2 separate regions of the Homo sapiens genome follow, and region 2 is linked to region 1. A link is an interaction called in ENCODE POLR2A ChIA-PET data of the cell type or tissue named here. Cell type or tissue: PC-3. All regions are shown on one strand. Links, peaks and the distances in the headings refer to the core of each region. The heading gives the core; the rest is flanking DNA.

Region 1 (5,380 bases), core at 57-5,056:
TTTTTTTTTTTTTTTTTGGAGATAGAGTCTTGCTCTGTCGCCCATGCTGGAGTGCATGGAGTGCAGTGGCATGATCTTGGCTCACTGCAACCTCTGCCTCCTGTGTTCAAGTGATTCTCATACCTCTGCCTCCCGAGTAGTTGGGATTACAGGCATGCACCACCACATCCAACTATTTTTTTTGTGTGTTTTTGGTAGCGATGGGGTTTCACTATGCTGTGTTGGCCAGGCTGGTCTCAAACTCTTGACCTCAAGTAATCCACCCACCTCAGTCTCCCAAGTGCTGGGATTACAAGGTGTGAGCCACGGCCTGGAATGTTTCTATTAATAAAGAAAGGTCTGAAATCAGTGACCCACAGTTCTACTTTGAGAGGATAGAAAAAGAAGAGCATAGTAAGTCCTGAGTAAGTAAGAAAGAAAGAAATAAAAGATGACAGAAATCAATGAAACATAAGACAAAAACAATAGAAAAAATTCACAAAGGCAAAAGTTGATCTTTGACCAACAAAATTGATCAAGAAAAAAGAAAGAGAGCACTAATTACCAACACTATGAAAGAATGTGTAGTTATCACATCAGTCTTCAATAAACTCAAACCTTGGTTGAGGCAACTTTCTTCACCTGAGACACTCTGAAGACCCACGCTTTTGGGTCCTGACTTCCTTTTGAAGCCCTAATAGTATTTTGTTGCTTGTAGTTCCCCAGACACACTGCTGTTCTTTCCTTCTTGCTGTTTTTCTAAGTCCTTTTTTTCCCCTCCTAATTTAAATGCTATCTTCTTTTCCTTCTTCTAGGGATTGGCGAAATACCTCCTCTAGCCTGTTTGATCTTCTTGCCCCCTGTCTGTCACCCCTCTTGCCCCCAGCCTATTGGTTAGATACATTTGTTTCTATTATATAATCCTTAATGTGTATCTGTCAGCACTTAACATGTTCTTCTGTAAATTATCTGACTAAATATGGGTCTTTATTGTTTGGAGAATATATTTGGCAATATGGCTTGTGACTTGGAATATTGCGTTTTTGCTATTCTTATGGGAAAATGCTTTAAATTCTAAGTACCTGAATTATGAATGAGCTTTAAGATCTCAATTTAGTTTGTGTATCCATCTGGGATTGCATAGATTTCTATTGACCTGCCCAGATTGATAGGAATACTGTTTGAGAATTTCAAATATTATCCATTATTTTTAGGAATATTTTACATCAGAGTGTTGATCAGCTATTTTAAATGCTGTAGAGGAAATAGAATATGTATTTGGATTTCGCTTTTATGTGAAGTGACAGTGTATTGTAGTAGTTAATATGCTTCATTTGGTTATCAGACTGAATATAGTTTTATTGTATTTTTGTATTGTTAAGTGATTAAACTATGTGTCAATATATTTAATGCTTGCAGTCAATTTTTATTACTATAACCTGGTTATAATCAGTATATTCCTTAGTTCTTAAGTCTTTTCCTCAGATGCCCTCTGGTAAATATAATTCATAATTAATTAATAATAGTGTTGAATCTTTTTAGTTGTCACAGGGGTACTTTGAAGAACTATGCCTATAATCTTTGCCTTGGGGTTTCCATAAGTTGATCTCTTAAGTTTAGATGAGTGCATTGCTTGACAATGAGGATGTTTTCTTGGTAACTTGAGAATTCTTAAAGAGTGAATAATCAAGCCAGTAATGGAAGTGTGACAAGTCTTTCTCTGGTTCATTATAGCAGTTAGCTTCTGACTAAACCAATTTAATATGTTTTTTGTTTATACCTGATCTTGTTGCTAAATGAAGAATTTTTCTTTCTCAACTTAGATAACAGCTATAGTAGCCCTGTCTTCCCGTTGAATCAATTTAAATTATTTCCATAAAGCTTTCAGAAGTAAAATTGGAGAAAAATATTTTTAGGATTTTTTTTCCTTTTAGCTGCTGATAGATTAATAGTATGTGAACCTTTTAAGACATTTAAGATTACAGCAAATCAAAAATTCACTGAAAAGAAATGCTTTTGTGTGTAAGTGGTGCCTATAAAGTAGATAAGGGCATGTCTCTTTTACTATGTTTCAAGTAACCAAACTTTCCTCCTCTTTTTTCCCTAGGTTCTTGATTATTACAGACCTCTTTCTGAAAAGCCCGGAATTGGTACAAGCCATGTTTCCCAAACTGAACAATCAAGAAAGGTAACCCCCCAACCAGCGTGGTCTGGAGTATTTAGCATTCCATATAGGGTATTCGATGCACGTGACTGAAAAGCTGTGTGGTTTCTGAGTTGGCACAGAATCTCTAAATACATGTTTCTGTGTTGGTAATGGTTTTAAATTGGTTGGTTAACATTACAGCTTAGCCACAGTAGGCAGTGATTTATGGAGGGTAGCAGGATCCAGGTTGGTGCCATTATTCAGTAAATGCATATTAAGAAAAACATTAAGAACAAAATATTATGCATATGCCTGGATTTTAGAATAGTAATTTATGTAACTGTGTATTACAGTTGAATATTTGAGGTGTACTCATTTGTTTAGGTCATGGGTGTTATTATTTGTGATACACTCTGCTAGGTTTGTAGGTTTCTAATGGATAATTTGGACTAAAATAAAATTGACGCCCGTCCACAATGTCACAGTTACTGTAGTAGGAAAAACAGTGACCTAGGAGTTCTAAGACACTGGCCCTGTGCTTTGCTGTGATTATAGTTCTTTATGTGACCTTGTTGGGATTCAGGTTCGTGTGTGTGTGTATTTTTTTTTTTTTTCCTAAACCTCTATGGTAAGGTACAAGGGATTCAGTTTCTTGACCTGTAAATTAAGGAGATTGAATAAATAATTTGCAGTACACTTCATTTCAATAGAATATATTTTTCCTAACCTTATTAGAAATGTTGCCTTAGGAAAATAACAAAATATATTCAGAAACTACAGATCTAGTGATGAAAATCTCTTAAAGTTGTTAATCTTTTGATTGTAGTCACGAGTTTTAGTGGTTTTGGACTTTTTACTTTGTATTTAGGTTTCAGTAGTTAAGCTTTGTGTACTTTTGTAGTCTTTTATTAATTAGGTCATTTTTCTTCTTTAATATCTCAAACAGGAAAAGCTTATGCTTTTAAAGTCATATGAAATACCAGGTTTATAAGTCCAATTCCAGTGCTTCTTTCCCTATATGTATACCCCCATTACAGATAGAGAAGTATTTGTAGTTTTTTGACCTAAAAGAGATAATACGACATACAGTGCTAAAAATTAGTATTTTTTTTTTTTTGCAGTAAGGAACACCTGAATACAGGAAGAATGCACAGTTTAATTGTATTTTAATATTCAAGCTGATATTTTCCATAGTCTATCAAAATTATCTATTTTTAAATGGTTTATTACATAACTACATGGTGATGGTAGACTAAAAATGTTTTATTTTTATTGATAAAGTTGTATCAGGTGCATCCTTACTTCATTCAAGGTTCTGCTCAGTTGTCACCTCCTCTTGCCCCTGCTTTATTTTTCTTCTGGAGGAGATGAGCTGTCATTTCATCACATCATTCATTCATCGTGTTGTGTCACATACCTGCTTGTTATTGTAGCACATTTCCATTAGATTGTTGGCACCCTGAGGGCAAGGATTCATCCCTTCTTATTCTTCATTCCACATTTCCAGTCAGTGGTTGGCACACAGCAGGTGCTCAAAAAGAAAAAAAAATAGTTTTTCAGTGAAAGCATGAGTGAATGAATGAATATTCTTACTCAATAAAGTGTTCCTCTAGTATATTGATTAATGTAATCTTATCTTCTAAGTTGGAAGCCTCAAGGTTATACTCAGCTTCTCCACTTTACCTTTTCAGTTCATACTGGTCAGTAAACCTTATCAGTTATACTATCCCAAGGTCTTATGTATTTATTCTCTTTTTTGTCACAGCCCTAGTTTACCCTATGGAATCTTTGACTAGATTTTGACAATAGCCTTTGTCAAAAAATTGTGGTAAATCACACATAATATAAAGTTTACTATTGTAACCTTTTTTTTTTTTTTGGAAAAGGTATAAGACAGGGTCTTGCTGTGTGTTGCCCAACCTAGAGTGCAGTGGCTGCTCTCAAGTGTGATCGTAGTGCACTACAGCCCCAAGCTCCTGGCCTCAAACAATCCTCCCACCTCAGCCTCCCCAGTTGCTGGGAGTACGGGTGTGGGTCACCATGCCAGACTACCATTGTAACCATTTTTTAATGTACGGTTCAGGGGGTGTGAAGGATGTTCACATTGCTGTGCAGTGAACCTCTGGAACTTTTTCATCTTGTGTATCAGAAACTCTGTACCCATTAACAATAAACTACAATGAGGTACCACTTGATACCCATTAGGATGGCTACTATCAACAAACTGAAAAGAGGAAGTTTGGGCAAGGATATGGAGAAATTGGAACCCTTGTGCACTGTTTATTTCCTACTGGTGGGAATGTAAATGGTGCATCTACTGTCTTAATCTGTTTTCTGCTGCCATAACAGAGTCCTGGAGAGTGGGTAATTTATAAAGAAAAGAAATTTATTTCTAACAGTCTGAGGCTGGGAAGTCCAAGAACATGGCACTGGCATTTGGTGAGGGCTCTCTTGCTGTGTTATCCCATGGTGGGAGGTGAGAGGGCAAGTGAGTGCATGTGAGCATTACAGAGACACAGTCCCTGCCCTTACTGTGAGGGTAATAACCATGTGTTGTTATGTACAAGAATGACAGTGCTGTGTAAATTCTTAAGCTTTTTTCTTGTGCTAGTTCTTTTCATTGTTGTCAAAATTAGTTGACTTCTTCACCCAGAGGCTGGTAGTCTATTCATGCAGATTACTCGGTGGGGAAATTTTGGATATAGACTCATCATCAATTCACGTGGCATGATTCAGCAAAAATGAGAGCCTACATTTACATACTTGTCTGGTCTCCTTTCCAGGTGAATTGGAGTGAATATTAACAAATTGGACTAGCTGCTCGTGGTAAACAGCTTGTGTAGTTTTCAGGTTTATGATCTCTGTGTACGGCATAGTAGTTAAGGACAGATGCTAGTGCTGCCGCTTACTACTTTGGATAGGTTAATGAGAATAATAGTAGCTACCCCATGAAATTGTTATGATAACTGATTGAAATGTGTATAAAACTCTCAGTGCCTGGCATGTAATGGTCACCCCCGTAAACGTGTTGCAGGGAAGAAGATAATTGACTTTGGCATCAGAAAGAGTTCAAATACCACCTCAGTACCTCTGTAACCCAGGGCAAATACCTTAATCTATAACCTGAGCTATTGCTATTTCTGCTTCCATGCTCTTACTACTATTACTGCAACTACAAGTCTAACAACTACTGCTACTATGCTGATGACCTTGCCGTTTTCTCCAGGTAGCATCACCGTTATGTATAGAAGGCAC
Region 2 (5,380 bases), core at 141-5,140, 170 kb after region 1:
AGGGGCGTGTGTGTGAGGGGCGTGTGTGTGCGGGGCGAGTGTGTGCGGGGCGAGTGTGTGCGGGGCGAGTGTGTGCGGGGCGAGTGTGTGCGGGGCGTGTGTGTGCGGGGCAGGGAGGTGTGTTGGGATGTGTGCAGTAATCAGGCTGCCACACTGAGAAAGGGATGCACCGCTAGACCCCACGAGCAAGGGCCCTCCACGTCCTGTCAGACCTAAAACCAACTTTCGGCCCAAGACCAGCCTCATTTCTCCAGAGGATGTTGTCTGAGAAACCGCCTTCCTCCCTGCTCCGACCCCTTCCCAGCTCCCCGCACGGCCCTCGCCTCCTTCCTCCCAGGAGCTCTGGCCGCAGCCCCGGGCTCTCCCGTACCCACCGTTCTCCCAGCCCAGCGTCTGTCCTTCAGGAACCCCGCCGGCCCCACCTCCGCGGTCTCCATCGCGGGTCCCAGCACCGCCCTCCCTCTCCTGGTAGCTGCAGCAGCACCTGCCCCACGTCCCCCGGCCCCCCACAGCCTCTGCTAGAGGCTCACCCCGCGTCCTCACCCCGCGTCCTCACCCCGCGTCCTCACCCCGCGTCCTCCTCACCCCGCGTCCTCACCCCGCGTCCTCACCCCGCGTCCTCACCCCGCGTCCTCGCGCCCTCACACCTGGCTTCATCCACCCCAGCCACAGATGTTTTCTGGGCCTCAGTCCCCCTCATCCTCTGCTGCTCCTCCCACGGCCCCCCCACCCTGGGGCCCACTCCCTCCCCGCCTTCAGGTCTTGGCTGTGGGGACACTTCTCGGTGAGGCCCCGCTTCCACCCCATCCCTCAGGGCCCTGCCCTGCGCCAGCCCAGGGGCCCCGCAGGATGTTCACCACCGCCCAGCGCTTCCCTTCCTCTTTCGCGTTCTGTGTCTGCACTGGAGCGGCCGGCCCGGCAGGTAGGCTTTGGTCTGTCTTGTTCACCGCGGTGGCCCAGTGCCCACACGCGCCCGCGCCCCGCGGGAAGTAGCTAAGTACTGTTGGGAGTGAGTGTGGACACCTAGTACCCCACCCCCGGGATCGGCCACACCTGTGTGCACAGCGCCCCTTCCCCACCCAGCAGCCTATCCCTGCCTGATCTGTCTCCCTCTGCCTCTCTTCCCCTCCAAGCCATGAGCCCCTGTGGCCCCCACACCAGGCCAGACACCCCAAGGGCCACCTTCAAATGTGGTCTGTGTGTGTGGAATGAACAAAGGAGCAGGCTGAGCCCGTGCCCTGGGGGATCAGTGCCTGTAGCAACCAGAACCAGCAGAGTCCCAGCCCCACCCACCTCACCCGGACAGCCCCCCGAGGGGTGCGCCGACCGGGGTGCCTCCAGGCCTGCCGTGACTCTCTTGACTGAAGTGGGCAACAACCCCTCCATCTCCTTGGCCACACCCGGGCCCCGGGCACTCTCAAGCCCCCATCTCTGCACCCCTCGGTGTGGTCACGCTGCTCCCCGGGCCATGCAGACAGCCATTTGCAGGGACCCTCTCTGGAAGGAGAAGGGCTGGCCCAGAGCCCCAAGACCTGAACACCCCAGACCCTCGCCCACACGCAGCAGCCTCTGGAGAGAGCTCCTGCCCAGCCCGGGGCATCCCTGTTCAGGTGGCCCTCTGGCGTCTTGGTAGCGGCTGCCTGGAGCTGCTTTACTGGGAACACCTAAGCCCTGCGGAACCGATTCTCCCCCCTGCTCCCGGGCTTCCCTGTCTGGGCAGGGCCCTGGGCTGCGGGGGCCGCCTCAGGAGGCCTTGGCAGCTGTGGTCTGGGGCTGTGGTGAGCAGGCTGGGGCCCCACTGGGGCCTGGCTGGGACGTGTGAGCAGCCTCTGGCCTGGCAGGTCCCCTCCTGCCTCATGTGCTCAAGGCCCTGGGGAATCAGCTCCTGACAACATGAGAAGGGGCATCCTGCAGGTCAGTCACCCCATTTTACAAGTGGGGAAACTGAGGCGGAGGAGGGGACCTGCTGGAGGCTGAACAGGAAGGAAGCAGCACTGTGAGGCTGAGAAGCCTGGCAACTGCCCATAGACCAGACCCCTCTGCTGGGCCAGGCTACGCCAGCCCCTGGAAGCCCTCTCAGTGCAACTGCTTTTAGTGCACGGATCACTCGGTGATTCCCAAACAGTGTCCCACGGAACCCCATGAGATAGGACATGCCTGACCACAGAAGGGCTCGGGGGCCAGGGAGGACAGGAGATGCCACGTGAGGCATCAAGCCATGGCATGAAGCCAGTGGCATTTCAGGCTGGTAAGAGAAGTGGCGTTGGAACCAGATATCCTGGGGAGCCACCTCCGGCCAGGGCCCTGTGGCCCCTTCCCCACATGCAGCACCCGCACACCCTATGCCCCCGGCCTTGCCCACCAGGCAGGCATGGCTAGACATGGGTTCAGTCTCTGTTCCACCCTGGCTCAACCTGGGTGAGGCACCTGCTGACCCAGAGCCTGTTTCCCCACTTGTGTCTCAGGGGACTAAGACCCACCCACCGCCTCAGACTGTGTGTGGCTATAAGCCAGTGAAAAAGCCCACATGTCCTCCTGGGGCCTACCTCTCAGACCCTGGCCTCCTAGGGGCTGGCTGCACCTTGGCAGGTACCTGCGGCCCTGGCCGTCGCGGCCTGTGCTTCCAGAAGCTGGGCAGGGCAGCTTGAGGGGAACCCTGGGATGGAACTTGCAGCCACCCTGGCTGGGGACAGCTGGGACCACCCCTACTCCTGAGACACCACCAGCAAATTGCAAATTCCAATGGCAGCTAGATTTTTCACCCGATCTATGCAATCAAGGTAAAGCTTTTAGAAGTTGATTCTGTCTAGAGTGACTCATTAGACATGATCGTGAATGCTCTTGCAAATTCAGTTTAAAAGTTCAGCACGAAGGCAAAATTGTTTGTTTTTGCAGTGATGATAGACACAGAAATTCTGTGGTAAAAGCAATGTTCTCATTAAAGTCAGACACCAAATGGGGTAGAGACGAGCTTGGTGGTGACGCTCACAGAATTCATAACTGCGGCTGTGACCAGGTGGCAAAGCAGAGGCTGTGGTTATTCACCTTTGCCACTGTCTTCCGGTGTGCCCAGTCACAGGAGCTGCACGGCAATGCATCTGAGACCATGCGGTGTCACCTTCACAGAAGTGCTCTGGCACAGAGACTCCAGCCTTGCCGGCCTCTCGCCTCCCAAGCACAGAAGCCTCCAGAACGCTGCTTCAAGGACAAGCCCAGGAGACCTGCCATGCTCATGCGTGTCTTTGGAAACAGGTTCTCTAAATTTTGCTTGTGGTTTGTTAAAAAAAAAAAAAAAATCAGAAGTGTAATCAAAGACTTCAACAAACGAAGCACCAAAACACTTCAGCTTTGAAATGTAGAATTGCAATGACTGGAAACACGGCTCGCAAAGCAAAAGACATTAAAATTCAGTCATCCCTACAGAAGCCGGACAGGAATTGATCACATCCACTAGTGAAGGCTCAGAAAGTGACAAGATTTCATTTGGAAATCGTACCTGTGTCCTTGGGAACATCCTGAACCTTGGGAAGCATCAGCTCATGGAGTTCCTATTAACTGGATAAATTTATATTCTAGATTGAAATGGAATGGAATTAAGTAGGCCCACGGTTTTGCAGCACGTACATTTGAAGAATCATTAAAAATCATCATAGAAACAATTTATTTGACGAGATTTGTCTTGTACAAATATTTGTTAAATATTTGTACTCCGAACGGAGGCCAAAAGACAGCACCTGTGGGAAACTTTAGGCTGAAATATTTACACATTTCAACGCAAAATGTCAGAACTGAGAATCTGCCGTGTGCTCACAAGGTACCCCAACCCTGCAGAGAGAGACAATTTTCTTGATCCAAATGTCATCATCTACCCAGAAGTGTCCATGGACAGCACAGATTCACATTCTGGGGCCGTTAAAATGTGAATGTGAGCTATCAATGGACACTTCTGGGTAGATCATGACCTTTGGATTAATTAAGATTGATCCAGGCCCGGCGCAGTGGCTCATGCCTGTAATCCCAACACTTTGGGAGGCCGAGGTGGGCATATCACTAGAGGTCGGGAGTTCGAGTCCAGCCTGGCCAATTTGGTAAAAACTGTCTCTACTGAAAATACAAAAATTAGCTGGGCACGGTGGCAGGTGCCTTTAATCCCAGCTGCTTGGGAGGCTGAGGCATGAGAATCGCTTGAACCCAGGAGGAAGAGGTTGCCGTGAGCCAAGATTGCGCCACTGCACTCTAGCCTGGGTGACAGAGTGAGACTCCATCTCAAAACAAACAAACAAACAAACAACCCAAAAAATTAGCTGGGTGTGGTTGCTGGTGCCTGTAATCCCAGCTACTCGGGAGGCTGAGGCAGGAGAATCACTTGAACCCGGGAGGTGGAGGTTGCAGTGAGCCGAGATTGCACCACTGCACTCCAGCCTGGGCAACAGAGCAAGACTCCCTCTCAAAAAAAAAAAAGAAAGAAAGAAAGAAAGATTAATTCAAACTTTGAAGATTGCAGGAAAATTGATGGAAACAAACTTTAAAAATAATAAGGCCATATTTTAAAAATACACTGTACTGCGAAATACATAGAGACAGATGGGCTCAAAAATGCGAGTATGACCAAGACTCAATATTCCACATGTGTTATTTTTCAAAGGTCAGATAGTCAATATATTGGCACTCACCGTGTGCATGCCAGGCTCTTGGAGGGGACTCGGCCTAGCCCCTGCAGAGGCCACAGCGTAAAGTGGTCAACACCTCGGGGTGGCAAGGGCCCTCGACAGACTCCAACCTGCCTTCCTGATAGCTCCTTCCTGCCTCCTTTTGACTTAAACTTCTCCTCCATCATCACCTCCTCCAGAAGCCTTCCCAGGACCCAGACAGTTTTCCATGGCCCCCGACTTCCCTCATCAGGGCCTTGCCCAGCGAGGAGGCAGTGAAGGCTTCTGGACGAGGGGGCCTGGAGCTTTTTCTTGGAGGTAAGCAGGAGTCTGCCTGGCAGAGAAGGCAGGCGAGGACCCAGGTGGGGTCTGAGGTCAGGCAGGGAAGGTGGAGGGTGGAGGACATGGCTGGGGAGAGGGCTGTGGTCTCAGCAGCACTGAGGTTGGTGGCCCCTGTCCTTGCAGCAGGCCTGGGAAGGACAGGCCTCTGAAGGCCACAGGGAGAAGCCACCCGGTACCAGAGCCAGGCTCTGACCCCAGCCATCCTGCCGGCCGCGGTGCTGCCTCCGTGCATCTTCTCCAGGATGCTGAGCTCTGTCCCCAGAGCCCAGGGGAGGCTTCCATGCTGCAGATCTGGCAATGGGAGTGCTGGGAGCAGCGCCTGTGCAGACTCCGGCTGTGGATGAAGCTTTATTAGCCCAGGCAGGGAGTGGGGCCACACAGCCGTCAGG

What was found. Peaks named below come from ENCODE experiments on the same cell type or tissue, not always from the same donor. Only the 100,000 strongest peaks of a DNase experiment are listed, where the experiment ranks them.
Region 2: POLR2A ChIA-PET joins it to region 1 with 8 read pairs; 2 of 35 experiments call an interaction of 5 or more read pairs at or near these places.

What each region holds. Positions count from the first base shown.
Region 1 is chr22:45,716,327-45,721,706 of GRCh38, forward strand. ATXN10 (ataxin 10) reads left to right here. Exons shown (of 12, transcript NM_013236.4): 6 at 2,087-2,167. Among named protein-coding and RNA genes, the nearest start is that of MIR4762, 42 kb to the right of the region's middle. In PC-3, for the core only: no CTCF peak of the experiment used is centred there; no DNase peak of the experiment used is centred there; H3K27ac peaks cover 626 bases.
Region 2 is chr22:45,890,758-45,896,137 of GRCh38, forward strand. LOC105373071 reads left to right here. Exons shown (of 6, transcript XR_007068133.1): 6 at 3,074-3,659. Among named protein-coding and RNA genes, the nearest start is that of WNT7B, 84 kb to the right of the region's middle. RefSeq lists an enhancer at 4,852-5,380. In PC-3, for the core only: no CTCF peak of the experiment used is centred there; no DNase peak of the experiment used is centred there.